Linked DNA regions of Mus musculus: region 1 is linked to region 2. The links are chromatin loops, found by intact Hi-C in ENCODE. Cell type or tissue: heart. All regions are shown on one strand. Links, peaks and the distances in the headings refer to the core of each region. The heading gives the core; the rest is flanking DNA. Region 1 overlaps Trabd2b (TraB domain containing 2B). Region 2 overlaps Trabd2b (TraB domain containing 2B).

Evidence for each region. Hi-C counts contacts between places; a loop is a spot of excess contacts. Peaks named below come from ENCODE experiments on the same cell type or tissue, not always from the same donor. Only the 100,000 strongest peaks of a DNase experiment are listed, where the experiment ranks them.
Region 1: it touches region 2 in a loop (1.8-fold over the local background); 2 of 42 quality-filtered maps call a loop at or near these places.

The regions. Positions count from the first base shown.
Region 1 is chr4:114,460,324-114,472,328 of GRCm38, reverse strand. All of the region lies in intron 2 of Trabd2b (TraB domain containing 2B), which reads right to left. Among named protein-coding and RNA genes, the nearest start is that of Gm33710, 41 kb to the right of the region's middle. In heart, for the core only: no CTCF peak of the experiment used is centred there; no DNase peak of the experiment used is centred there; H3K4me3 peaks cover 398 bases; H3K27ac peaks cover 289 bases; H3K27me3 peaks cover 3,699 bases.
Region 2 is chr4:114,606,287-114,618,291 of GRCm38, reverse strand. Trabd2b (TraB domain containing 2B) reads right to left here. Exons shown (of 7, transcript NM_001085549.1): 7 at 3,194-8,367. The coding sequence ends at 8,163. All of the region lies in intron 1 of Gm33655 (a long non-coding RNA gene), which reads left to right. Among named protein-coding and RNA genes, the nearest start is that of Gm12829, 68 kb to the left of the region's middle. In heart, for the core only: a CTCF peak has its summit at 6,920 (motif pointing right); a DNase peak (open chromatin) is centred at 3,991; H3K27me3 peaks cover 3,504 bases.

The sequences.
Region 1 (12,005 bases), core at 1,439-9,438, 140 kb after region 2:
GCATTCCCTCTCCTAGAATCTGGGGTGCTTTCCCAGCAGTTCCCAGCAGGGGCCAGGCCACCTCTTACTTTGCAGTAGGTTGCTGATCACCACATCCAAGCGCCAGGGCAGCTGCTCTGCGGACACCGAGCAGCCACTGTCTCACTTTGCTCTTTGCCCACTGGGCTAGTTCCAGCTTCTGTGACACTGTCTTCTCTGCTACAGGACAGCCTGGTGGATACTTAGGGACAGTAGTTTTGTTCCTGCTATGCCTCACCTCTCTATGCTAGGCCTCAGTTCTCTGGTTTCTCTGTCCCTCTCATTCTCCACACCAGGGAATGGACAAAGCTTCCAGAGGTTGTCCCTGCTGGAAGTAGTATGCTTGGGAGTAACTCAAGCGCCACCTGAAGCCATGAAAACTGACAGCATTTCTAATAGGAGAGTGATACTCACCTGGGTCCTGCAAATCCAGTGGAGTGCTCACTGGATGGGGAAAAAAATAGAAATAAAAAGGAGAGGAAAAAATGACTGGTCCTAACTAATGGTGGCTGGGCAGGTTTATTGTAGATATGTGAGAGGGTGGAGTTAGAGGCAAAGGCATCTGGGAGAGTCCAGAGTGCTCATGACTTGGCTGAGCTAGGAGAGGAGGGGAGGAGAGCAGGGGTGTTTTAGGGTAGCCAAGAGCTGAGTGCAAGGTGAAGGGATGTGGGAAATAATGAAGGCAGAGCCAGGCAAGCTCCTTTGCTTGGAGGCAGTTTCAGCAGCAATGTGCAATTGGATAATTGAAATCAGAGGTGAGGGCTGGGGAGCAAGAAACTGGCTCCAGGACAAATAGAGATGATTGCTATAGCACCTATTGGCCTGGGCTCCTCCCAAGACAAGCTACTCAGGGGATAGGAACCTGGCCCCTCTACAGAGTCTCAGTGTAGGAGGATGAGAATAGGTGACAGGAGATAAACCTTTCCTGCAAGGGCCATGAGGTGAACATGCAGGGCTTGTAAGAATACTCCATTGAACTCAGTTCTTCTGGAAGAACAGCTAGTGTTCTTAACTGCTGAGCCATCTCTCCACTCCACTCCATTTCTTTTCTGGTGTGCACTGACGGGACCCTGAGTATACTAGGATGTAGGTGGGATGCTGGAGAATCAGAAGTGAACTAGGCAGGTATAGTCCTTTGTGCCCAATGCCCTGGGTATAGAAGTGGTTACACAGTCTCTACCACCAGAAGCTCAGTTATAGGTCATGCAAGCATGAAAAAAGCCTACTCCAGGACACAGATAAACACTTCAAGGTGGGTAGACACATCTATGGGTCAGTAAACAGGGATGCCAGTAAGCACGGGATGCCAGGCATGACCATGTGTTGAGAACAGTGTCTGGTACACGGCAGATGCTCAGTAAACATGTCTTCCATACAAAAAGGAATAAGATGACTGGACAAAGCTTTGCAGGCAGACAAGACATCTTACCTAAAGGTTGGGAGAAGCAGAGGTCGGGTGAGTTGTGCAGGAGAGTAGAGGCACTGCCACCATGGAACTGCCTCAGGAGGTTGGGTAAGCAGAGATGGGAAGCTAGCAATGCTCTGCTTAAGGTTTTATACAGCCTGTCAATTGTGGTTGCTGGAGCCCAGGTAGGATCCCTGGGGTCCACACATACACCTCTAAGCTATCATCCCACAGCAGGCTCAAAACCTCATTGACAGGATGAGTTCTGTTAGACTCCAAGAAGAAAAATGAAGTACAGTAGGTAAGGAAGGATCCTCAGCTAGGTGACTGCAGATACCAAACACCCCTTCACTTTGGTGAGTCAGAGACGTGAGGGGGAAACAGAGCCGTGTATCTGTCTTTGTGTATCTGCCCATGCTGAGTAAGGGTATCCTGATGCTCTGACTCCTGGGAGCAGTGTAGGAGGCAGTTTCCTATGACACAAGGGGCTGATGCCCCTGAAGCTGGACTCTAGGAGCTGCAGGTGTATGGCGTGCCTTGCTGCCATTCCTCTTCCCTCTCCCCAGGTAGTGACCCCAAGTTTCTGTGCCTGGCTGACAGGTCTCCAGGAGACACCTGTTTTTCATTGCAAGTCCTGAAGGCTCTTGGCAGTGGCTATGTTTGTTTTGGGGGGAGGATTCAGTATGGGAGTAAAACACTGTTTCTGCAGGTCTCCAGGGGTTGCTTAGGAGGCCACAGACAGCCTGAAGAAAAAGCAGACCAGGGCATCCCTGGGAGCATGGCAGATGCTGGGCTGTTTGCCACCAACCAACTCTCCAGTAACAGTGGAGCCACGGACTGTGAACAGAGGCACAGCACAGAGAAGAGGAAAATACAGACAGGCCCTTACAAAAGAGACACTACATCACTGCCTCCCCTTGCAATCATGTCTTCATTTGATCCTTTATTCATTCATTGAACATTCTTTCACTTAATTTAAAAAGTGCCAGCCAGTTCCTGTAGGAGCCCAGGAACCACAAAGGTAAGCCAAGCATGTTCCTGGAGCTCAGGGGCTCCTAGTGTACAGTGAGGACCAAAAAGCAGAGACTGTTGAGAAGTGCCATGAAGGCACATGAGCGAGGACTGGGAAAGCATGCAGGACTGGAGCCTCTGATTACTGAGAACGCTATTTGTCAAGGGGGGCTTTCAGGAGAAGGGGCACTTCCTGGAGACTTGGAAGTCAAGCACAGCTGAAAAGCCATGGTACACAAGACACAGGAAACATGGGGAAATTGCATAGTGGCTAAATGGAGAGAAATTCTGTGTGGTCAGAGAAATGCATGGGAAGTTACAGGCCATGGGGCAACTGGACATGGTTATATGTGAATCTCTTCACCCTCTTTTAGTGTCCTCTTCTCTTCTATTTAAACCTCCTTCTGCTTGGTGCTCTCTTGTTCCTATCATTCTTCATATTCATCCAATTCAACATTCTCCCCTCTCCCCATTCCAGCTGTGATTAAGTCTAGAAAGTTCAGCCACCTCTGGAATCAGCCGAAGCTCTGGGTAGTTTAATGCCTTCACTTAAATCTGTGCTATGGAGCAGGCTCAACTATCTCATTTTATATATGTGATAATATGTTCTGAGCAGTTGGTGGGTCACTGCTTTGGCAGAGCAGACTCAGGAGTGGTAACCAGACTCAGAACCAAGGACTGGGTCGGGTGTCATAAGCTGAGTCCAGTTCATGGAACACCAACCCCAAGGACTCTGTTGGAAGATCATGGCCAGCAAGGTGTGAAGAGCATTCCACAGGTCCACAGTAGGGCTTCTGGGCAGGGAAGGAATCCCTAAATCCACTAGTGATGTGCAAGAGGTGCACATTCAGATGCTTGTCCAATAGTTTGGAGACTCTTCTCATCAGTGCCTGGTCCAGTGATGGTATAGAGGTATGGAGAAGATAGACTATTGTCTCTGTCACTCAGAACATTCTTCTAAAGTCTAAGGAGCTAGAATGCAGCACTGTTGCCTCCCTTTGGCCTCTTTCCATTAGATTTTGAATTTCTGCTAGAAACTATGACGTACACTGCCCACCCGCCTGTGCATTAGCTAGGACTCTGGGTTCAGTTCTGTGTTTGTGAGGAGTGCCTTTTTCCTTTTATACCACCCAGTGAACTCAAGGTACTGTTTATTCATAAAACAGGTATTATTTCCATTGAGCAGGTGGACGAATTAAGAGTCTGAATAAAGTAACTGACCAGCCAGAGACGTCACTTCACCTCTGAAGGAAGTCAGCTCTTAGGATTGCTGATGAGAATGTCACCTTCCTGTCCCCCCACCCTCCTTGAGCTTCTGTAACCTCCTGGAGTATCGGATTCTGGTGTATTATACTGCCTGGACGGTACAAGCATGGGCATCCAATACTCTAGGAAGTCACACAAAAGCTCAAGGTACTGGGAATCCAGTTAGTTGAAGGAGTCCCTGCCCAGCCACAGAGCTAGAGGACGGTTCGTGCAGTTCTGCATAGAGCAAATGCTCTCCAGCTGCAAAGCAAGTAGATGAATAGGACGTAAGTCCCCTATCTGGAGGACTTTCTGCCTGTCAACACTGTGGATGAATCAATCAAACCCACCAGTGTGATGCTTCACTGTGTAGCACAGCCTCTGGAGGTGGGCTGGGTAGTGTTGCTGTCCTGGGCTTCAGAGCCAGTCAGGGAAACGCAGAATCTATGCCTGTCTGATTTCAAAGCCAGCAGCCTTAACGGCTGTGCTCCACAGAAAGGGATTCTCAGTGACTTGCTAGCGTTCTTGTCCCCCACCCCCACCCCCCGTTTTCCTCCTCTGAAGCAGGCAAACAGAGATAGTAACAGCCTCTCGGAAATAGGCATCTAGATAATAATCTTCAAGACTGGCCACGAGCCAAACTGGGCTGGAAAGAAAGTAGACCGAGCACTTCACACCCAACCAGACTCCCTCTTACAGTACTGGCAGCCTGGAGAAACCACTGGCCAAGGTCACTGAGCCAGGGCTTGAGGGAAGGAAACATATCCAGGAGCTTGAGCTGATCCTCAGATTGGGTTGTGGTTCTTTCTAGATTGCCAGGGTCAGAGGGGGCAAGGCTGCTCAGACACAAGTGGTCCCAGAAAGCCCAGGCTACTCCCTTTCTCCTCCCTTCCTGGAGTGCTCTTGCTCACCCTCGAAGCTTCTTTCTTGTTATCTCCCAGTTGGCCATGCCCTCTGGGAATCTATGATCCTCTAGGGCTGCCCAAACCTATAGTCATTTTGTGCTGTGGTTCTCTGCTTATTATGAGTCTTCCTAATTAGGCCAGGCATGGTGTTCTCTTTGGGCTCATAAAATGAATGGGTCAATAGGCAAATGAATGGGTCAGTGAATGTATGAATGAATAAACAAGCAAATGGACTAATGAAAAGGGAAGTAAATAATCAGTGAAGTCGAGGGTGATAGAGTGCATGACTGGAGAGAGTGGTTGCTAGATGAGTTGATGAACCATATGTCTCAGCCCCCGCCACAGGGAGCTAGCTACCCTAGAAGAATAGAAATCTCTTACTACAGGGAACTCCAGAAATTCATTCTGGAGGCTACCTAGAGCTACGGGCAGTGCCTGGCAGGATCAGAGGGGAGCAAGGGAGTCCCCACCTTCTATATTTGTGAGAAACTCAGGAAAAAGCGTTAGTCCCACTGTTGCTTGCCCATGGTGACTTTTGTATGAGCCTCAGTCTTCACAGGTGCAAAACAAGAGGCCTGGGCTGGACCACATAATTTGTAAGGACACTTTAATAGAACAGACTCAGAAGATCTCTAAGGAGGTTGGTACCTGGGAGTGTTTTCCTTTGACTGGCTCTCCTTATCACTCTATTAAACACCCTAAGTTATGTGTGCAGTACTAGGTGCCAAATTCTCAAAAGGAGATGTCAGCAGGGCTTCCTGGGGAGGAGTGCTGGGCTAGGAAGCCAGAGAATAGGAATAGATTGAGAAAGCTGAGGGGGGGTAGAGGGCACTTGGGAGCCCAACAATGACTAGCACTCCAGACAGAAACTCCCTTTTGGAGAGAGAGATCTGGGGGTGGGGTAGAGACCAGCCAGGGACAGTCAGGCTTCAGCTCCACCAAGAGCCTCTTCACAGAAGGCTGTTTTAATAGGGAACTATAGTGCCTGACCATAAGTTTTTCTGAGAACCAGGTGACATAATTCATTGTCCCTGTGTGGCCCAGTGCTCATCAATGTCTCCAGGACTTCAAGAAGTGCTTGCTAATATCTTCCCTATACACCAAAGTCAGTGACATCCAGAGGCCAAAGGTCACACTGCAAGCTGAAGTTTCTGGGCCCTTTGCTCTCAGGTACAATTGACAGTAAACCACAGAACGAGGGCACAATAGTCTGGAGACACTATCCTCACTGAAAAGCAAGGAGAGCATTCCATTCAAAGAGTGTTTGCTTAATGGAACTTGGGACCCTGCTCCATACTTGCCTGGTGTGAAAAGAGTACAGAAATATATGCTCCTCTTCATCAGTCATGTCCTTTAGTAACTGAAATGTGTAGCCAGGGAAGATTAAATCTGGACAGATGCAGATTTCTAGAAGGCTCTCTGGACTGTGACAAACAGTATAGAAAACACAAAGTCTGCCTGTCCAGGCTCCCCAGAGTCCTCTTTACACCCATCTATTATGTATATGTATGTGGAGACTTTTACTAGAGACCTAAGATAACCAGAGTGACAGCAGAGTCTCCTGTTACAGTGTTAGAGTCTCTAGCGCTCACTATTGCACATAATAGGTGCAGTTCAGACAGCAGAAGAGATTTGCGGAGATACAGGCTTTACAGCACCTCGTGATATCAGGTTCCCCAAAATATCTTCACAACATACAAAGAAAATCCAAATAAGCAGTTCAAAGGTGGCACAGAGTCCCTTGCATCTAGGTTGGTATAAAGAGGATCCCTGGGAGCCTGGAGAGACAGTGACTGTAGATGGAGATTGATTGATTGATTTTAAGAATTGCTTCTTGAGACTATACCCTAATTTTCAGGGTAGGCTGGCAGACCAGAGGTCCAGGCAGGAAGCCAAGGCTTTTGGCAGAATTCCATTCCTCTCCGGAGTGGTTGGTCTGCTTCTCCTGAGGCCTCTACTTGATTTAGTAAGGCCTATCCACATTAAGGAGGTAATACACTTTACTTAAAGCCCCACTGATTTAGTGTGATCTGAAAAGATGCACTAGTAAGAACAGCAAGGATATCATTTGATCACGTCTATGTGACCCAGCAAGTGGACACACAAAATTAACCCTTGTACCGTTTATCATCTGAAGATGAAAGATTCTGTTCCTGGATATTTTCCCTACAACTTTCCAACAGTCCATGGAATATTCTAGAAGACTAGGACATATTGATTCACCTCTTAGCAGCCACTATCCTTGAACCTTCCTAGCTCCAGCAGCTTCTTTTCTGCTTTCATATCATACATGGTCTATTTATCTTCCCTCTTTCTCACTACCCCCTCCCTGTGTAGTACCCTTTCTGGTTATAAGACCTATACCTGAAACCACATTTACATATGCCCTTTCAAGGTAGGAACCATATAGGAGAGAGAAAATACAAACACTGTCAGAATAACCTAACCAAGGAAGTAAAATGCTTTTCAAAAATTTAAGATATGGAAAAAAGAAATTGAAGAAGATACTAAATGATCGAAGACCTTCAGTGCTCCTAGATAGGCAGAATTAATACTGTATAAATGGCCATATTACCAAAAGCAACCAGAGACTCAGAGCAATACCATCAACATTCCAAATAAATGCTCTACAAAACTACAGAAGAAATCCAAAATTTCATATGGAAACAAACAAACAAATGAACAAACACCTCCTATGAATAGTCAAAGCAATCCCACACAGAAAGAACACTGCTGAAGGAAACTACACAATGCCTGACTTCAAGTTATAGTAAGGAGTCACAGACAGCATAGAACCATACATGAAGACCAAAGGAACAGGTCAAAGGACCCAGAAATAAACTCACGTGAGTATGGTCACTTAATACTTGACAAAGGTGCCAAAAAACACTTGCTAGCAAAGAGCCTAGTCACTAAATGGTGTGGGTAAAACTGGATCTCTACCTACAGAAGAATGACATTAGATCCACATCTTCTACTATGCACAAAAATCAACTCAAAATACATCAAAGACCTTAACTTAAACCCCAGTGTGCTTGAAATTAGATCTCAGAAGACACAGAAACTCTGGATCCATGCTGTATATTCAATAAAGACTTTCTGAGGGCTCAAAAGATAGGAACACACACACACACACACACACACACACACACACACACACACACACACACACTAGTTGTTACTACATGGCATGTGTTAAATATTACTAATGTTTTTGCCTAATTCTTAGCTCAATTATCGTTAAGCTTTGGCATAGAAGTGCACTTTATTTTGCTCAATTTTTCCTCTATGTACTTCATGTAAATGTGACATCATAACTAGTAAAGTCATATAGCTTTCATGTTTTACTTGTTCCTGATGCATAGAAATATAACTGATTTTCATATATAAATATATAAAAAGTCATTTTACTAAACTTTCCTGATATTTTTGTATATCATCAATATGTTTCTTTGATTATTTTTGGCAAACCATGTTTAGCTGTGGATAATAAAAATGAAATCATTGTCCCTCAAAGGAAAAGAAGAGGGAAGAAAACAAAGGGTGTCCTTATCTACTAAGCTGCTTACTATATCCTGGAGGAAAAGAGACCACAGTCTGAGGATAATTGGGGGTGTATGACTGCACCCCATAGCTCCAAGACTGTGTTCTGAATATGCTGGGTCAAGTCCTGGAGGCTGCAGGAATTGAGTGTTCCTCGCACCTGGAGAAGGTTCAAGGCTCCTTCCCACAGACTCTGGCTCCTAGTTAGGAAAGTTTTTGTCTTCACTTGTTTTGGTTTGCTAGGGAGATTCCACATAGTAGGACTGCTAGTCTAAGCAGCCCCAATGGAGGCCTGTCCTTCTATAACCCCTTCACTGAGAATTCACCCACAGCACTTCTGGATCCTGTCAGGAGGCTGCTAACTATGGGTAAGAGCTGAGCATCCCTGAGGGATTAAAGCACTCAATGGTTTTCACAGAAGAAAGAAGCCAAGGTGATTTCCATGAGGTCAGAATCCCTGTCCCCATCCCTCCTCCTCTTCTAGAAGGCTCAGTCTAGCAGCCATTATTAAATGGTAGCTATGTATTCCACTGAGAAGCATAAGCTGGGTATAAAACCTTGCTCCTAGGATCAAAGAGTGGATGATAAGCAAAATCCTCATGAAGACAGGATCACATAGCATGAAAATACACACAGGCGCAATATAGGCGAGTGTAGGGTTGGTTATATGACCATGAGGCAGACACCCTTCACAGCAAGAGCAGATGGTGTGTGTGTGTGTGTGTGTGTGTGTGTGTGTATGTACATACTCGTATAAAAGAACTCTTTCTAAGTATCTTGGAGGTCTAGGAAAAACTACAAATAGAGAAAGGCAAGAAGATAAAAGAAGATAAGAGACTATGTAAAGGGGGTGTGTTCCAGTTAGAGCTGCAGGACAGGGCTGACTTGGCCTTTTCTCTGGCATGTGTGAACAGTGGTCCCTGGGCTTGGGTGGTGGAGACCACCCGAGATGCTAGGCTCAGTCTTCCTGCTCTGGGTGACTCAGTCTCTTGCAGCCCTGTTTCCTTGACAATATGGTAAACATGGGAACCATAAATCCATTTGCAAACATCTACGCTTCCAAGTAACAAGCCCAAAGCCATCCCACGAGCATGGTATGCCCAGTCCTGGGGTGGAGCCAGCCTGCAGGCAGGAGGACTGGCTTCCCCTGGTGGAGCTGACGCCTGCTTCTGGAATCTCCCTCCAGAAAGCAAGGCTCCATCCAGTCTCAGGCTTCCTGTGAGGAGCAGACACATGCCAAAGCCACCTGTAGCAGAAAATCCCTAAAGCCATGAAGGATGCTTCAACACTGTCAGGAGGAAAAAAGTAGGGCACATATGATAGGGATACCTAGTAGACAAGGAAGGGTGCTGAGCCAGGGCCAGGCTGTGACACAGTAGGGCAAGCCTGGTTTTAAATCAGAACTTGACTCCTCATCTGTAAGGTGAGGGGAAGAAATTTCCTCCTTGCCTGGTCTCTTCCAAGAAGCTGAATAGATGAGGCAGGAATTCCAAGAATCAATGTGGTCTGAACAAGATGTCTGCTCTTCACTCCAGTCTGTATCTATATTGGTGGATGGGAAGCCATTAGAGATGGCCTGGCCTTTGGTACTCAGGATGTGCTCTGTAGACTGACAGTGTCCTGGGCACATGGGTATGCCTCAGCCAAGACCTTATAAACTAGAATCTGTAATTTAACAAGGTCCTCAAGTGATTCATGGCCACAGTCAAATTCAAGAAATACAGTTCTAGTCCCCAGTATGCAGTCACCCCCATGTTGCCAGTGGAGAAACTACGGCTCAGCTCTACCACACCACATATTAATAGTGACAGGCATGGGGCCAGCAAGCAGTGCAGTACAGAGGAAAGGTCTCAGAGCCTGAAATTAGAGTGACCCAAGCTCAGCTCCTCCTTTGGTGACATCAATAGGCATTGTTACCTGGAGAGAAAGCTAGGTAACTTCTCTGAGCTTTAATGTTGCCGTCTGTAAAATAGGGGTGATACGCTATGTTTCTGGTGAGGACCTAATGGCATTCATAGCAGATCTCCTGTACGGTATATTCCCCTCACATACTTCTTGATCACAAAAGTTGCCTTCTGTTTTCCTCAGCTTCTGGGCTCTATACTTGGAATGGGTGAGCTCAAGACCCTGTGAAAAAATTGTTTCTCTGCCTCCAGCAATGCTGAGAAGAGGGCAAAGCTCCCTCAGGGGACACTCAGGTACCTGAGGCCTATATTTTGAAAAGATCTGAGTGGTACTCCCCAGAAGGAAGTTAGTCTGCAAACTAGTTAGTTTGGTACCCACGGGCAGCACATGGACCACTCTGAAAGTGCGGATGAGATGCCCCTCAGGCCCTCACCCTGAGCTGGTACGGTTATGTGTCCATCTATGTGTCTAACTTCTGGCTCCTTTCAAGGACTAACACAAACCCCATCTCTCTTCAAACAAGTCTGTTGCTGACATCCCTGTTGGAACTGCTGTCCAGGCAACTCCCTAAGGGCAAACTTAAAAAGCTGGAGTCCCTCAGCCTGGTATTTTTCCCTGTTTGGCTGGACCTGATGGCTGGTAGGTTTGTGAGCACAGTTGATTTCCTCCTCAAAGGTTTTGTTCCTGTCAGAGACGTTCTTCCTGTAAAGTCTGTGCAGCCTTTGCTTACACAGCCAGGGCTAAGCTGAGACAAAAGACGAACCCAGAACCCAGAAGCAAAGAAACGTCTGGCTCTCAGACAGTTACTTGAATGGAGGGGCCAGGAGGATTAGAGTCCTGGGTGACTCCGTTGCCTCACCCAGCTCATTCCCATCTTCTGGAGTCTCACTGTCTCAGAGCCCTGCCCTGTGTCGTACTTTATCGTGTCTTTTCTGAAGAAGACTGTGAGAGGCTTGGGAACAGCTCAGTCTACATCTCTCCACTGTCACGCCCACTCCTGTCTGGTTACACACATGATCTCCCAAGGCTGGTACAGCAGGCATCCTGTCACCATCTAATGTATGCACAGTAACACCTGGTCTCCTTCTACTAAGCGTCCCTCTACTTTCACTCTACAAAGCTGCCCTCAGGTGGCTGGCTGAGCCACTGTGAGCCAGTGTCTGGGACCTGGTAGACATGGAACACACACACACACACACACACACACACACACACACGAGAGAGAGAGAGAGAGAGAGAGAGAGAGAGAGAGAGAGAGAGAGAGAGAGAGAGAGAGAGAGAGAGAGAGAGAGAGAGAGAAAGAGAGGAAAGGGGGGAGGTGTTAAGCAACTCAAGGGGCTCCTGTCCCTGTGTGAGGCTGGGACTGGACTTTATGGAAAAAGGCTAACACGATTCTCTTTCCCACCATCTACAAAGCCTGGTAAAAACATATGACTGTCTAGTGTCTGGAAACTGCAAAAAAATCTTCTATCAAATTCTTAATTCCCATCTCTCTAAACCGTGTCTGCTACCTCCCATCAGGCCAATGTCACCAAGGCCTGAGCGCTCCCTCCCTGCTCACTGTATTCATATTCACTCCCACGTAATCCACCTCCCCCAGCATTTTGTACTTCAATGTCCCTAACCCACACTAGTCCCTCTCTTGGAATAGTCTTCCTCCACACCTCTTTTTGTGGCTTCCAGCACCTCCGTGTTTTCCAGGGAGCCTCATGATACTCCTCTTTGTCTCCTGGGCTCTTGTACATGCTGTTCCTTCTATTTATATACCTTTCCTATCACTCCTGGCACTTGCATAACTGCTTCTACTCTGGCTGTCCTGAGCTACATGCTCCCACAATTCCCTGCACTGTTTTCATACGAAAATGGACCTGCCTTATAGACTGGCTTTCTCCTCTATCTCTTCCTCTTCCTCTTCCCCCCTCCCACACTTACTCTCTCTCCTCTTCCAGATCTCAGTACCCAAGCAGTTATGT
Region 2 (12,005 bases), core at 2,506-10,505:
TCAGATCTGTCTTCATCCTCCTTGCTCCTTGAGTTTTGTTATAGTTTAGTTCTTAAGTGTCCTCCCAAAGGCCCACGTGTTAAAGACTTGATCCCAGGTAGTGTTGGGAGGTCGTGGGAATTTGAGAGGTGAGGTCTGACAGGAGACTTTTGGGCCCTCCAAAGGGAACAATCAGGTCTGGCTTTATTCTCTACTTCTTGCTTTCCAGCCAGGGAGTGAACAGTTGTATGCTCCTGCTCTTGTGGCCGTCATGATACAGGCCCAAAGCAGAGGAACGGACTGAAGCTTTCCAAACTGTGAACCAAATGAACCTTCTGTTTTAGAAGCTGATTTATCTCAGATATTTGCTATAGCAACAGAAAACTATTTTATCACTCTTCCTTTTGCGTTTTATTCCAGTTTTCGCTTTGTCAAGAAAGAAAACAGAAATTATCTCACTGGCCATACAAATGTCTTCTTTCCAGCTCCTTTAGAGATAGGAGAAGCTGCTTTTTCTTCCAAGCCCAAATCCCAGCGGTGGCAGGCTGGTATTCTTTCTGAAAAGGATTCTGTGAATATGATTTGGCACATCAAGAGATGAGCAGAGCTTTCCTGAGGCCACAAACCAGACCAAGGTCCAGCTAGAACTGAAAATAAGGGTCTGTCGACTTCATCCCAAAGGCCAGTTGCTATAGGACACCATCTGAAGGTGGTACTACCACGGATTAGCAAACCCCAGATGTTCCGAGTGATAGGGAGGGTTCCCAAAGGACTTGACATGGTAAAGAAGGAATGAAGGTACAGGTGAGAGGTCAGAAGGCAGGGCATAGAGGGAGGGAAGGAAGGGGAAAGAGAACAGAGACAGCTTGAGGTAGAGCTCTGTTCTCCATTGAGAGTTCCTAGCCCCCATTCACACATTTTTTTTTTTTGTTAGAAAATCATTACCTTTCCCAAGGGTCATGGGTCTTAAAGGTTTCCCCCTCACAGAGTTGAAAACTACCTTCCTGAGCTTCCTCCAGGGGTCAGTTCTGAACTTGTTAATAACAGTATAGAAAGGTCTGCCTGAGACTGTATTACAGAGATGGGTGTCTATGGTGGTGTCCTCTATTCTGTTATTTGTTCAGGACAGAAAGGTTTGGGCAGGGCTTCTTGGTGGGGAAAGCAAAGCCTTCAACACCTTAGGCGCAAACACTTAGTGTCCCCTTTTGTCATCTGTTGCCATGTGGAAAGCAGTCTGGCAGGTACCTGAAGGAGTCCCTTTTCTCCTTAACTACCTTTCCCATCATGTCCCACTTCTTAGTCTCAGGTTTCTTCTGGGAGTACTTGAACTGAGGAACAAGGCTCCTGGGAGAGGGGCAGAGCACAGAGCTGGGTCCATAACAGGAATCAGAATCCTCATACCACTGATGTCACCCCAGAAGACTTCAGAGGGGCTGGGAACAGGGCAGAGCTTATTCCCTGGAGTTTCCCCATTCTCCAGTTGTTAGATGCAACAAATCCTGGGTGGATTCCAGGTCACTTGGTCTCATGGGATCCCAACTTCACCCACTTGGTCTGTAGAGTGTGGATGCCAATGCTTTCCCCACCCACTTCATAGCCCCCATCCCCAGAATAGCAAAAAGGAAATGAAGAGATTGACTTGGGGCCTGACTGTGGGTTCCAGGCCTGACACACCATGTGACCAGCCATGTGCCTCAGTTACTTCATCTTTACAGTGGAGCTAAGGTGTAAACATTCTGCAGATGAAAGATTCTAGAATTAAATGCTTTGAACATTTTCGAATATACCAGTTGTAGCATTAACATCCATGCCTAGAAATGGGCCCATCCTTATAGTATTTATTGGCCCAGAGCTCAACAAGTAAGCTATGCTGACTGGCCACTGAGCCCAGGGACTTGTCTGTCCTCAGCTCCTTGCACTGGGATTACAGATGTGTACCACCATGCCTGGCTTCTTAAAAACAAAACAAAACAAACAAAACAAGCCCTAGGGGATTGGACTGAGGTCCTCATGCTTGCATGGCAAGCACTTTAGTGACTGAGTTATCTCTGTACCCCTTGACTTGTAACTTTGTAGTGGCAGTCTCCTTTGTCCCCAAGTTCTGGGGACTTTCCCTGGTGAAACTTGAAGGTCTCAGGAGCTAACACTTGGTGCTTCCATATGAAGTGGCAGAAAAGGTTTGATGTGTCTTGTTGGATGCCCACCCATCTCTTCTTTCTTTCCTTTTTTATGGACTTCTTCATTCCTCAAGCATTCACGCCAGACAGTGGCAGCTAACAGCCACAGCACTTGGAGGTGACAACACAGAAGAGATGCATGTACTAGGAGCCAAGTACATGTCAACAACCTCAGCCCAGCAGTCCCTGAGGTACAGAGAGCAGTGGGAACAAGTGACTAGCTAGGTGTCTGGAGTTGGAGATTTTCTTGAGGCAGATACTGTTGGAACTGGTACATGTAGGGTGCACAGGGGCCCGCGGATCGATAATGGGTGAGACTTAGAGATGCAGGGAGCCTGGCAGCACTGGCAACAGCTTGTACTAAGACAAGGTGGACAGTGCCAATAAGCAGAAAGCCTAGGCAATGACATGGAGTGCTGCATCCTGGGAGAGGGACCACAGAGAAGTGGTTTTCTTAATAGAAACATAAACAGGGACTGGATCTCAAGGGGCCTTGGATGTCTTTTCCCAAAATACTGGGAGGCACTGAAGAGTGTTCAAAGCAGGAAGAGACATGGTCATTTTTGTAGCTTGCCAAACTCACTGTGGCTGCAGGGGGGAGAGAGTAAACTAGAGGGACAGTGGTGTGGCTGGCAGCAATTTCCCAGCAGGCCTGAGCCAAGGAGAGCCCAGAGGTGGGGAAGTGATAAGGAACAGCAGCAACCCTAGTGAGATAGGAGCAGGCAGAAGGAAGGTACCTTTAGCAAAGCCCAGGTCAAAGTGTGGTGTAACACAGCTGCACAACTCCTACTCCAAACCATAGGCATCTCCCTCTGCCTGGCGAGGGTCACACATACCTCCCTTGGTGCTGGCCCTCTGCACCTACAAACTCCCTGCTCAAACCATCCTCACAGCCCACACCCAAATCTGTGCATGGAAAATGGGGTCATTCACATTCTCTGTGCCATACTGTCCTAGGCTCTCGCCCTCACAAGCCAGACAATTCCCCAAATGTACCCTGCAGAAGGAAAACAGAGAAGTAAACAGTAACACCAGGGTCAAGTTCATAACATCTTTAATTAATATATTATGCTACAAAAATATTTTTGGCAAAATAACATTAATAGCATCTTTCTTTGTCTTCTATTATACTCTTAAAGAACTCTTCATGACAATTCATGGGGCAGGGGTGAAGGAAGAGGTGATAAAGAACACCACAAACATGGTGAGAGCTGAGGCCAGTTTGGTACAGTGAGGCACAGTGGGGTAGCCAACAAATCTGAGACAGAACTGGGCAAAAGCTAAGGTCAACTTCCCCCTTCTTTAGCTGAGAGCCACACCCACCTCAGCCTTGCAACCAGAGAGACTCCAGTCTAAGAGTCCTTGGTTTCTCACTCCAGGCATCTTAGACTTGGATCCTATTAAAAATCACATTCCCCAAGGCAGGTTTTAGGATGGAGGGGGCCTTTAAGTTATGTTTTCTTATCTGTCACATGCTCCCATCATGGTGGCCTGTGGTGTCAATATGATACACAGAATTATCCTCCTGGCCCCAGGAAACTCTCCCTATGGTCCATGAAGAAACAGAAGCTGAAAGAGCTTCTGTGGCTTCCCAAGCAGCAAGCAAAGGCCTCTCTATAGGCAAAGTCTGCCTTTGGAGACAGTGGTGAGGAGCTGACATTGCCTGGAAAGGGCCAGATAGGGTCCAAGAGCCCTTATAAGCTCTGATTTCCCTTCCTCAAGGTCGGGCACTGACTAAGAAGTGGCTCTGAGCTGGAGTCATGGGCAGGGTTTCAATCCAGGCATCTCCTCCCCAAGAGGTCCCCTGCCCAAGGGCAGCAAGAGTTTCTGCCAGTTCTTGGCAAGCCTGGCTGGGCTGTGTAAGAATGGGGGAGGGGTGTAGAGAGGCTTTAGCTGAGTACTGAATCTACAGGCTTAGATGGCCAGCCAGGGTGATATTTTTGGCTGCTTAGATGAATTTTTGGAAAACTAACAATGTGTAAAGAACCCAAACCTTACAAAGCCAGGGGCACTTTCATGGCATTTACACCAATCCTTTGCCAAGATTTCCAGCTGGTTGCCACATCTTCAGCCAGTGGACCCTGGGGCCTTGCATACTATGCGTCTACCTCCACCTGGAGAACTCTACTCTCAGATGCTATCCTTTAGCAGCTAGGGATGTGGAAGTTGTCTCAAATAGAAAGCCAAGGCTGTCTTTTGCCTTTCCTAGCTCCAACCTCTTCTTCCTCTGTCCTGCTTCCTTTCCTCCCTTGTCCCTCTCAGCACATCTTCATCTATCACTTTTGTGTCAAAGGTCATAAAAAAAAAAACAGACACAGGACCCACCTCATTGATTTGCTTGTATTTCCAACAGGGAGCAAATTCATATCTAAAGAGCCCTAACTCTGGAATGTGTGTGTGGGACTAGTAATGTACAAAGGGTTCCGTGGGGGACATCCTGGAGCAAGCCGCTAGGGTTATCCTCATGGGATAAATAGCTGGGGGGAGAGAAGAGAGCTTCCCCTGGGGAGTAACATGTATAAAGCACCATGTCTATTCTAGAAATAACAGATATGATTCCATCTGTCAGGCTGGGGTAGGAGGGATGAGACATGACCAGCAAGGTCAGCTGAGTGGGGTCATGGAGGGTCTTAAATACCAAGTAGAGGGCCTGGTGTTTATCTCATGGTTATTACTACCACAAGTCTGGTGGTCTTTTTTTTTTTTTTTTTTTTTTGCCACTTAGGGTGTCATTAAAACTACAACCAGCAGTTCTTTTCTCTGGGATCTGTTGTGATAGGGGCACTGGTGGGACAAAGTACCTGAGCTTCCAGGCTTGCCCAAGTCTGGACTGGACAAGACTAGGACATTGCCGGTGACCACACTCCATGTGAGAAGGATGTGCTTGGGTCTTTCAGTATAAGGTGAACGTTGTGAGTCACCCTCAGTCCAGACATTGCAGACCGTGTCTTTGACCTCCGAGATTGGCATGGACACCTCTTTGATTCCCCGCTAAGTGCTGGTCACTTAATCTGCTAGGCCACAGGCCTTCCATCTTTCTGTTTGACTCAAAGTTAAAACGAAAGTCCTAAAAATACTCATTGGAATCTCAAGGGAACTGGGCTCTGTGTTTATGAGTCTAGCCAGCAAGAACATGAAGTCTGAGAAACTGCTGATGGACTACTGGTCTGTTTCCAGAGCAGGAAGGGAAGTTTAAGTGGCCTAGCCATACATTCTGTTTTGTGTGCAAGGTCTCCTAGGATGTAGGCCAGCAAGTTGAGTTTGCTACTTGCTTAAACCCTGGCTTGGTAGAGCTCTCCAGGGGCCAGGAAACTTTGGCCCTAGGTGTCTGAACAATGGTTCTTTCTTTCTAAGTCCACACCTACCTTGAATTTTGTTGATCTGTTGGACTACTCTGCCCTCCTTCCCTCCCTCCTGCCTCCCTCCCTCCTGCCCCATCCCTCCCTCCCTCCCTCCCTCCCTTTCTTCTTCCTTCCTTACCTCCCCTCCTCCCTTCCCTTCCCTTCATTTTTCATATAGGGTCTGGTCATGTACTTCAAGCTGTTTTAGAACTCACTGTGCATCCCAGTCTGGACCTCTTATGATGCTTGTTGATGCTCTTGCCTCAGACTCCCAAGTACAGTCCTTACAGACATGTGCTACTAAGCAGGGCACGTCATCTTTAAAAACCTTAAAATGTGGTGGGGAAGAGAATTTGAAACACTTCCTTCCCTTTCAGTCTTCCTTAAGAAGGGGTCTGGAAAGACAAGTGGCCTGATGTTGGGGCTGGGAAAGTAGCCCAGGATAGCTCCACTTATCCCATGTTGATGGTGAACTCTTCTGGGCCCAGAAGGGTGGGTACAATTCAGCCCATGTGTGTAACCCTGGCACTGTGCTTGCACAGTGATTACATGCTGTATTAATTCACCATCTTGGCCCCACGCCTGGCACAGGTCTGGGCACACGGTCAGGTGCTTGGACTCTTTCCCCAAATGCTTCATCTTTAATTAACCTCGAGCTTGATCTCCATACATCTCATGCCATACTCTGCCCCAAACAGGGGAATCTGGCCTGTGTGTTTCCAATTCCTTTACACTTATCTCATCCCAATAGCGCTCTGCACGATCCGTTTGATGTCTAACTTCTGAGCCTGCTTTAAAAGTCAGCTAAGCCCCTTCCCGCTCAGCAATAGGAAGTCACATTTTTTTGCCAAGGATAAACTGACTCCAGTCCTGGTTGAGGTCAAGTTCAGTTTACAGTGTGGTGTCCATGGGACTGGCGGGACCCTGTGAAGCAGAGTTCCAGAATCTTGCCAGGTCTCAGGCTTAAACCTGTCCACTGGGGCAGAGCTGGAAAGAATTCTGCTGCCTGCCAGGATGCCTGTGGGACCCCTGACTATGCAATGAGTTGCCCAGAGTCCTGCCATCTCAGAAGGGAGATGTCTGCCAACCTAAGCATGGCGGTGCTGTAGCCAACCAGGCGCCATCAAGCCTGCCAGGGAAACCCATGTGCAGTGAGGTGAGAGAACGGGACCGGAGTCAACATGCCTGTCTCAGCTGTGCCACTTTGGAGAGGCCTTTCCTCTTTCTGGACCTTAGCGTCATTCTTACTCTTGTTGCCAGGTGAGGGCTCTTTTCTGCTCTCAGGATCTAGGACTCCTTAAATAATGAGCCACAAGTCCAGCTTTGGCCCACTGTGTTCTCAGTCAGACCCCGGAGGACAGAAGGCTTCTGTGCCTCAACTCCCTGCCTGTCCATGCTGGCTGCTAGAGGCTCCTGGCTACAGAAGCCAGCAGGGGGAGCTGGAGAAATGGCCTCCTTGTCTGCCATGGGAAGATTGGGAGGGTTCCAGTTTGGGAAATCTGCCTCCCCTGGTTCTTCTCCTGACCGAAAGAGCAGGAGTAGAACACAGTTTGAGGAGCAAGGGTATTTTTTGTATCACCCTAATCCAGGGCTGGGCAGGGCATACATCTTGGGTGGATCTTTTCCCTCTTTTGGGGGTTCAGCCTTATCATTGAATTGGAGGTCATCACATCGCACAGCAGGCTTTTGGCAGGTGGTTGTCTCTACCACGGTCATCACCACAACTGGAGGCTCCTGCACTCCATCGCCCCTAAGACTGTTCTGTGTCCACCCCTGCCCATTCCTGTCCTCTGCCCAGCTCACTTCCCAGCCCTAACCAGGTTTACCAGCCCCTCTTGAATGGAAGCTGGATCAGTGACACTGGAACATCAATCACCCACTTGCTTTGTGACCTTGGGTAACCCCATTCACTTTTTGGATCTCAGTGTAGCCATCTGACCACAGGACTGGGCTCATCTCCCACAGCACCAGTCTCCTACTTTAATGGAAAAACCCACCAGGAACCCTGGCGGGCCAGTCCACAGACACGTGGGACTTCAAAATAGCAGCATTCTTCTTTCTTTCTTTCTTTCTTTCTTTCTTTCTTTCTTTCTTTCTTTCTTTCTTTCTTTCTTTCTTTCTTCATTTCTCCTTAAATTGCCCTTCTGGGGCCTGGACAGGGTTAGGGAGGATGGCTGGCCACTATGCCCCTGGCTCTGAAATTTAGCCTCACAAAAGCTGGGGCTGCCTTTCTGCCTGCCCTCAGAGGTGCCTACAGTGGGAGAAGTCAAGCCTGAGTAGGAGGCTTGGGGCCAATTCAAAGCCACTGTCTACACAGGTCACAGAGGTCATGGGAACCTGGGTTCCTTCCCTGGGTTGGTGTTTGGGACTAATTCAGGGACTATAACATAAGCTACATAAAAATAGTTTTATCAATAGAATAAATACATTTTCTCTTTTAATATGGACACATATTTTACAAAAGAGCCCCATAGCACTATGGGAAATTAAGACCTTCTACAAAAAAGAAGATGTAACTGGAGTAGAATAAAGCTCTAGTGCTCTAAGGTCCCTGTCCTGTGTGAACTGCCTTGAGGGTGTTAGCACCATCTGAGGTGGTGTCAGATGGTGGACACGGCCACAGACTCCTGTGGTTTCTCTGGCTTCTCTGCAAGGGTGGTCGAGGTCAGGAAGGCCCAAGGCTGTGTAGTAGGAAGGGGGCTACAATGGAGGCAGTGATGGCATGGAGGAGGCCCAGTGTAGGCGCTGAGCTGCTGGTAGGCCCCACAGCGTCCTGCTGCTGGAGTTGGTGTGAGGACTTGACAAAGGGCTTGGTGGTTTCGGAGCTGGGGGTAGGCTGCAGGGGCAGCGGAGGTGGCGAGATCGTAGTGCTGCAAAGAGGAAACACAGGGACCGTCAGCAACCTCCTCCTAGGAAGAGAGCTTCGGGTTCAGCTCTAGTTTTAGCAGGTACCTTAGGGAGGAGGAATAGTCTGGAACCCCATAGCCAGCTCCACTGACCCCCAAAGACAGAGTGGGCCCACATGTGACTGATCATGAGGGCGGGTTCCAGGCAGAAACAACTGCAAAGTCAACTGGAGTCCCTAGAGTATAGCTTCCACCTGTCTCCTGATGGTCTACACCTTGTTGTTCCGCACAAGGTTGCTGAAGGTGGCAGAACACACACACACACACACACACACACACACACACACACACACACACACACACACACATACACACACTCCTTAATTTTCACCACATCATCCTATCTGCCATAGGAGAAGCATCCCCCACACCAGCTGTTCAAACAAGATTACTATCCTCACAATAAGCCTTCAAATGAGTCTTACCACCTCCTTTCAGCAAGGGTGCCTCAAAGAGGCTACTGGGTATCAGGTTCTGGGGCAAAGTAGGTTTGTACACCCATAGGGCAGGAGAGGAACGACCACTGTCTCTTTCGGAGATGCAGGCATAGCGCTCCTACTGAGTTTGTTTGTAAAACAGGGGTGGGGTTGGGGCTTCCACAGCACATTTTAGCTCACAGAAACCAGTGTGCTCTGTTTCCTGCCATGCTGGGCTTCAACCACATGGGACCGGTCACAATCTCACGGTACTGTTTTACATTACCTCATCCCCATCATGCCCACTGTCTTGCTGTTATTGTCACCACTAGAGACTTCCCTCTCTCTCTCCTCAAGGTCCATGACCTGCCCTATGATCTTGAAGAGCGAAGGTTCACCTAAGACACTATCCACGTTCCACTAACCTCATTGCCATAGTGGGGCATTTGTTCTATGAGAGTTAAAGAACAGGTTTCAATCTGAGGAGTCTTACAACAGTGCTAGGCCCTGGGAGATGTGGGAAGGCTTCTCTGAAAAAAATATCATTAATATTTTTATTTCTCTGCTTTTCAACTAATAACATCCTGCATTTACAGTGTACTTAGTAGCAAAGGCAGTCATCACACTCAGTGATTTTGCTGTGCCATATTTCAGTTTCTCCCAAGCTTGAAGAAAATGAGGATTCTTAGCAAGATGAGATGCAGTGGGGTCGATTGCTTCTGTGGCAAGAACCCTGAGCATTAGTGAAGTGCACTATTTCCTGGGTGAGACCTTGAATACTGATGTGGAGGAGGTTCCGGGGTCAGACTGAGGGCTTGTTGGTTGCAGTCCTATTAGTGCCTGTGTCTAGAAGAAGTCATTACCTCAAATTCTCTCTCCCTCCCTCCCTCTCCTTCTTTCTCTGTCTCTCTCTTGTCTGACTCTGTCTGTCTCCGTCTCCGTCTCTGTCTCTCTCCCTCTCTCTCTCTCTCTCTCTCTCTCTCTCTCTCTCTCTCTCTCTCTCTCACACACACACACACACACACACACATCCATGCCTCAATGCTGTTATGTGTCTCAGCCTGGGTAGTTGAGAGGCACTGAGGGCTGACTTCAGGGCAGTGGGCCAGGTGCCCTGTGAAGTGGCTGGAGCCAGCGCTCAGGCTGTCCTTTGCTAGGGGGGCAAAAACCAAATGGGAATTATGTCTCACAAGGTACCTATAGGTATTTTCTTTCACACTTTGAAAACTAAAGATGAAAACTCTCCCTTGGAGCCCAAGTGGGGTTTTTATTGCTTGGAAAGAGTCCCAGGAAAATGAAGTGGGATGGTGGGGAGGGGGACAAGCCCCTAGGAGTGCAACCTCCCTCCTTCCTCCCAGCTTACTCTGCTCACAAGCTGGCCCCCAGTCCAGGTCCCCACCCACTTTCAGGCTTATGTTGGGGAAAATTGTCTCATGGCACAACGGTTTAGAGGCCAAACCAAACACACTGCACATTCCCAGGCTCTGCCGACAACTGGCATGGAGGGGCCAAGTCTGCTCTGAGCTGACAGGACCCCAAGTGTGGGAAGGCCCCTCTGGTTGGCTAGAAGACAGGGCTCTGGGCTGTGTCCTTGGCAAATCTGTAAATTTGGGCCCATACTCTTTTCTAGGCCTCAGTTTCCCAATCTACACAACGAAGGGGCAAGAGTGGACTCAGGGACTTTGATCTCTTTTCCAGTAGTAAAAGCCAGAAGTAAGACCACAGGCAGAAGTCCAAGGAAAAGTACAGACAAGTGAGGCTAGTGCCAGGCACTGTCTGTTGCTACCCCTCCCTGGAGCAGGGATGAAGTCTGGCAGGAGAGGTCTGCAGGAGCCCTCCAGGCCTCGGCACTGGGCATCATGGACATTAGTTTTCTAGATAGTATGAGAAGCTGTGCCTGGCTGAGGGCACCAGTGCACCTTTTACTCTTTGAAAACTACATATGAAAGCCCCCTCGCCAGCCATATAGAAAGCACTTGGCTGGAGTAGAGTCTCTGGGAAGTGATGGCAGGGTTTAGTGAAGAGACCTGCCTCTAGTTACTTCCATAGAGACCCTCGGAGAGTTGCAGGGGGTGCCACCCTCGGAGAACTCAGAGCTTGTATGCTAGGATCCTCCGTGCCAGCAGCTGGAGGAGAACTTGTGATTCGCAATTGGACTTTGGCATCTTGGGCCAAGAGATCAAATGTAGGCAAAGCTACCTAGCTTTACTAGCTGCTTCCTGCTGTGTCCACTCAGTTTCTGGGGCTTTTACATCTTGTGCCACGGTCTCCTTCCCCAGGAATGCCTTCACCTTTGCCTCTACCTTGCAGATTGTGGGCTAACCATCTGATGCTTTCTACGAGCTTTATAGTGGGCCAGAGGTAGAAGGAACTTTCCATCCTGAGGTGAAAAATGGGCCCACAGGTGGGAATTGCCAGAGTCTCTGTAGAGCTGAGGTTCCTGAGCTTTTTCAGTGACAATATCTTGGGTGCCATCTGTCACTGTCCCCAGCAGTACTAATCCACAGTAACAGGTGACTTTTGAGTACCCAACATGTCTTTGCTAAATTGGAGGTGGTGTTTCATAGCCCCTACCCAATGGCTCATTGACAGCTTTAAGCCTAGGGCACACTGAAGCCTGAGACACTCCAGACCAGAGATTCTGGAAGTAACAATGTTAGCAGTAGCTATGCCAGGGTCAATGATGGACTGATATAGGCTTTACCAGCATCTTTGTGCCGTCAGAGCCCTGTGGAGTGGGACTGCAGCACTACTCTGTCTGGTTCTTCCAGAGATTTTTTTTTTTTAATAATTGAATGACTTCATTCTCCAATCCTCACGGGGTAGTTCAGATGGGGTTCTGGCCTTGCAAGGACACTGTAGCTACCCTGGGCCACCCCACATTGTGAAGAATGTGAGAATGCCCTGAGTGGGGACAGTGGAGGACAGGAGGCCTGCAGAGCCCTTCTGGAGAGGTACTGTGCCTCCTCCCATCTTTGAGAGCTTTGACATGTGCACCTTGGATGGCCTGTACTTGCCTAGTGTCGCTCACCAAGGTTCTGTCTATCACATACTAATGCTCGTCTCTGAGCCTGGCTTTAACCAATGCCCAGGAGTCAGAAGGTCCTCTCTTCTCTACATCTGTGCATCCTCAACATATGCTTCCAACTCAGACGTGCCAGCCACTGCACCTCCTTATTTCTCACT